Linked DNA regions of Homo sapiens: region 1 is linked to region 2. A link is a loop called in an ENCODE intact Hi-C map of the cell type or tissue named here. Cell type or tissue: endothelial cell of umbilical vein. All regions are shown on one strand. Region 1 overlaps HK3 (hexokinase 3). Region 2 holds the start of LOC124901144 (a long non-coding RNA gene).

The links. A loop is a pair of places that touch in the nucleus more often than their neighbours do. Peaks named below come from ENCODE experiments on the same cell type or tissue, not always from the same donor. Only the 100,000 strongest peaks of a DNase experiment are listed, where the experiment ranks them.
Region 1: a loop joins it to region 2, with 2.2 times the contacts of the local background. A loop is called at or near these places in 2 of 110 quality-filtered maps.

The regions. Positions count from the first base shown.
Region 1 is chr5:176,883,522-176,886,021 of GRCh38, reverse strand. It overlaps HK3 (hexokinase 3), which reads left to right. Exons shown (of 19, transcript NM_002115.3): 14 at 1,888-1,983; 15 at 2,153-2,252. Among named protein-coding and RNA genes, the nearest start is that of HK3, 15 kb to the left of the region's middle. In endothelial cell of umbilical vein, no CTCF peak of the experiment used is centred here; no DNase peak of the experiment used is centred here.
Region 2 is chr5:176,659,764-176,662,263 of GRCh38, reverse strand. It overlaps LOC124901144 (a long non-coding RNA gene), which reads right to left and starts at 2,041. Exons shown (of 2, transcript XR_007059072.1): 1 at 284-2,041. RefSeq lists enhancers at 785-1,508, 1,318-1,577. In endothelial cell of umbilical vein, a CTCF peak has its summit at 1,287 (motif pointing left); a DNase peak (open chromatin) is centred at 1,273.

The DNA of each region.
Region 1 (2,500 bases), 220 kb before region 2:
CAGGTGATCCGCTCACCTCAGCCTCTCAAAGTTCTGGGATTACAGGCGTGAGCCACCGCACTCCACCTGATATGCAACTCTGTACTCTGCTTTCTTTTACACGGTGGTCCTTTGGATGGTGCAGTGGGCCAGTCTTGCTGCTTGGCTGCTCTGCTCCAGGCTAAGCCTGCTCAGTCCTTTTGATTATTCCTTGTAAGATGTGAGAAGCAGGTGAGACTCCATGTGCAAATCGGGGGGCGGGGTGGGGGCAAGAAATATAGTCTTATTAATTTTCTGTAACTGAACTTAATTTCTGTGCTGAAGGCTGGGCGCGGTGGCTCACGCTTGTAATCCCAGCACTTTGAGAGTCTGAGACGGGTGAATCATGAGATCAGGATTTCAAGACCAGCCTGGCCAAGATGCTGAAACCCCATCTCTACTAAAAATACAAAAATTAGCCGGGCGTGGCAGTGTGTGCCTGTAATTCCAGCTACTCGGGAGGCTGAGGCAGGAGAATCACTTGAACCCGGGAGGCAGAGGTTGCAGTGAGCTGAGATTGTGCCATTGCACTCCAGCCTGGGCAACAGAGCAAGACTCCATCTTAAAAAAAAAATGTTGGGCCCACATTATTTTCAGGGGTGAAAACTTAACCAGTGTGGGGATTGCCTTCCCCAGGAGCCCCTTTGGCTCTGCAGCAGCCTTTGCTGTGCAGAATTTGCAGGGATGTGGGAACTCAGGGAGGTGCCCCGGGCCCTGCTCTTTGGGCACTTGCCTCTGCCACTTCCTCTCTTGAGTCTCGACACCTTCCTGTGCATTATCTGGGGAAGGAGGGCAGAGGCCTCCTCTGTTCTCAGATTTCTCAGATCCCTTCTGAACAGGGGTTCAGCCCAGTGGGGAGGGCATAGGACACCTGTCTCAGGAAGTCATCAGCAACCTGGGTCTGACTTCCCCCTTTGCCTCCCCTTCCCCACTCTAGGGAGAGCAGCCCACACAGGGCTCTTACTCATCATCTGGTCTCTCTCAAACGGGTTCTTTCTCTCACTCTATCACATTCTCTGCTTTCTGTTTTTGAGACAATGAGCCTAGGACAATAAAAAACGGGATAAAAGGACATATTATTGGAGGAAAACGTTGCTTACTATTTCTAAAATCTTCTGCCCCAAAGATTTCCTGACCTACCCTCCATGCTCCTCCTCTGAGCAAAGCAGTAATTTTCTCCCAACAGCTGTAGACTAATTCCTGCTCCCCCTGCCCCCTCCCTCAGAGGACGCACACTAAGAAAACAGCATTCCTTTCCAGGTAAAGTTGAGCCCCGTGTCACTAAGTTTAAGTCCCTTTTCTCACAATCTGGGCACTCAGCCTTCATCCTGCCCAGGGGCCTGGGTTCTGGCTTTTCCATTCCTCCTGCCCCTGCATTTGGAACACATGAGTGACTCGCCCATTGACACGGCTCTATCCCTGAAGCTGAGAATTCCTTCCTCTAGAGTAACTTGGAGTTCTTTCTGAAAGGGTGGGATCTGCTGTCATCTGGGCCTCTGAGCCTTCTCTGTCCTCCCCTGTCTCACACACAGCACTCACTTTACCAGCTCTGTTAATTCCTAACCCAATTACAAAGGGCCATTCCTTCCGGGCACACGTCTTAAAATGGCCAGACCCTCTGACTGTCTGGAACTAATAATGGAAAATGTAGGTTAGATGGTTATTAATAGGTTTTTGCACACCGAAAGCCTCCTGGGGAGTAGGGAGCGGGCAGAGGGCAAGGCCTTCAACCATACAGCAAAGTAGGCAAGGAATTGTGCTTGGGGAGGGTGGAAAGCCTAGGCTTGTGATGGATGCAGGTTTTGCAGAGGCAGAGTGAGCCTGAAGGGGCCTCCAGCTTCCTGCCACTTCCTCTCGGTCTCACCCCAGGGCATCCTCCTGAACTGGACCAAGGGTTTCAAGGCATCAGACTGCGAGGGCCAAGATGTCGTGAGTCTGTTGCGGGAAGCCATCACTCGCAGACAGGTAGGAGCCTGTTCTAGGGGTGCTTTGGGGCTGTGGCAGGCCTTGAGGGGAGCAAAGAGTCTCCTACTTTCTGAGGGGGGAGCCCTCTGCGGTAGAGACCTCTGGGTCCAGTGCTGGTTGCTGTGACGACCGCGTTGCCCAGCAACTAGCAGCATCCTTTTGTGTGCAGGCAGTGGAGCTGAATGTGGTTGCCATTGTCAATGACACGGTGGGGACCATGATGTCCTGTGGCTATGAGGACCCCCGTTGCGAGATAGGCCTCATTGTCGGTGAGGAGGGCCCTGCCCTTTCATGCCCCTACTGCTTGGCAATTTGCTGCCTTCTGTTGATTCCTCTGGTTGGATGTTTCCTTGGCGGTGGGGATGTGGGATTGCTCTGGTCTGACCCAGTAGGGCTCTGGAACAATCTCTTGGGCTGGCAGTTTGGAGCTTGGGTGTATAGTCCAGCTCAGTGACTGACTCATGGTCATTTAAGCTCTCTGAACTTCACTTTGCCCATCTGATAAATGAATCTGAGC
Region 2 (2,500 bases):
CCTCCCAGGCTCAAGCGATTCTCCTGCCTCAGCCTCCAGAATAGCTGCGGTTACAGCCGCCCATCACCACGCCTGGCTAATTTTTTTTTTTTTTGTATTTTTAGTAGAGATAGGGTTTCACCATATCTCTACGGTGAGACCATGGTCTCGAACTCCTGACCTCAGGTGATCCACCTGCCTCAGCCTCCCAAAGTGTGGGATTACAGGCATGAGCCACTGTGCCCAGCCAATTTTCTAAGTAGAATGGGTTCCTATTTTACTTGTGCTGTCAAAAATGTGTTACCGTTAAAATGAAAGGTCTTTGCTCCATCTGGCATTCACAGCAAGGCCCGCTCCGACTGCCCCATTTAGTGCCAGGCCTGCCCCCTGCCTCACCCCTGCTTGGTCCGCTGTGTCCCCACTGGCAGCAGGGCAGGCTCACGCGATGATGTTCACTGTGTACCGTCTCCTTCCTTCCTTCCTGGACCCAGGTCTGCAAACTCCAGCCGCGGGGTGGATCCCACCCGCTAGTTGTGTTTATAGAGCTCAAGAGCCAAAAATGGTTTTCTGTTGTTTAATAGCTGAAAATCAAAAGGAGGATGATATTCACGACCCATGAAAATCACACGAGGTTCGCCGTCAGCGTCCACAAGTACGATGTGATGGGGACACCCCGCACGAGACTGCTTAGCCCCACCCGGAGCTGCTTTCCACCATGAAGGCAGAGTCAAGGGGAGCACGGCCCAACAGCCTAGCGGATTTAAGTAGGTTGGTGCAAAAGTAGTTGCGGTTTTTGCCATTATATTTGACCTTTGGCAGACAAAGCCGACTGCTTCCTGGCCTGGGCTGTGAGTTCCACGAGGTGGGGCCTTTGTTTTGTCCCTCACGTAAGTGCCCGCGGCAGTGCCTGGCAGCGACGGGGTGCTCCGCTGCCCTGGCTGAATGAGTGAATGGAGGTGTAGGTTGTGGAGCACATTGCGTCATCCTCCTAGAGAGAGTGACGCTCACCCCTTTCTCCAGCTCTATCGGGCGGACACCACCACCCACCCAGCCCAGCAAGTGGGCTCGGGCCCTGTAAGCACTGAGAGAGGCACCCGTGGGCAGGCAGCATCATTTGCTCCACTCCCCAGAGAAGACAGGGCAGAGGGTGGTAAGGCCTGGATTTGGCACCAGCGGGGTGGGCCCAGGGTCTCTGGAACGATGGCATGGGCTTGCTTGGCCCTAGGGGTCGCCCCAATGACTCTACACAGAGCTCCTTCCGCGAGCTGAGCCGGCTGAGCTGCGTGGGCGGCACTTTGGCGCCCTCTGGTGGTAACTGGGAGTGGCTACCACCAAGGCATCTGTGGCCTTAGCCTCCCCAGAAGGAGCTCCTGCCCGTCCTCTCCAGCCCATATGACCACCTCACCCAGAGATAAAGGAGCTCGCCAGCCTGGGTGTTCTCTGTCCCTCCAGCTCTCTCTGTAGGGTATCTTGGTGTCACAGGATGTCCTCCCACCAAGCTGATCAGGGAGCTGCTGGCAGCCTCTCCTGTGGTTAGACAGGGGACTCCCAGGCTGCCAGACAGTGTGCACCTGTCTCTACCAGTATGCACCTGTCCCTACCTAACAGATGAGTGTGCATCTCATCCTAACAGACGGTGGGAGGTGACCTTGGTCCCAAGGCCCAGGGACCCTCCTAGAGGGATGGACAGTCTTACAAGCTCCCTTGTGTTTTTGCATATCTGAAGAAGCTGCATCATCTGTGGGTAAGAGCCCCTTGGTGCAAAGAACTGCTCTAAGTTCTACTGGGGGACAGGAAATTTGTCTGTAGCCAGCCCAAGACCCCACTTAGCAGTGATCATCACGTCCTTGTCACCACGTATACATTGCACATTAGCAACTCTTCCTTGTCTGCCTCCAACAAGATACTGGGCTCTGGGAAGGCAGGGGCAGGTCTGAGCTGCCTCAGTAACCCCAGCCTCTAGCTAGGGCCTACCTAAGTGAATGGCAGTGGATAGCTGAGTGAGTCGATGGAGGATGAAGATGGATGGATGGATGGAGGGATGGGTGGGTGGATGAGTGAATGGATGGAGGAAGGGTGGATGGGTGAATGGATGGAGGAAGGGTGGATGGGTGAATGGATGGAGGAAGGGTGGATGGGTGAATGGATGGAGGAAGGGTGGGTGGGTGACTGGATGAATGGATGGGTGGGTGGGTGGATGAATGGATGGATGAAGAGTGGGTGGATGGATAGATAAGTGAATGTGTGGATGCATGGGTAGGTGGGAGGGTGGGTGAGTGGATGGATGAGTGAATAGATGGATAGATGAGTGAACATGTGAATGAATGGGCGAGTAGGTGGATAAGTGGATGGATGGATGGATGGATGGATGGACATGTAAATGAATGGGCAGGTGGGTGGTGGGTGGTGGGTGGGTGAGTGGATGATTGATGGATGGATGAGTGAACGTGTGGATGGATGGGTGTGTGGGTGAGCGGATGGACGGGTAGATGGTGAATGTGGGTGGATGGATGGAAGAATG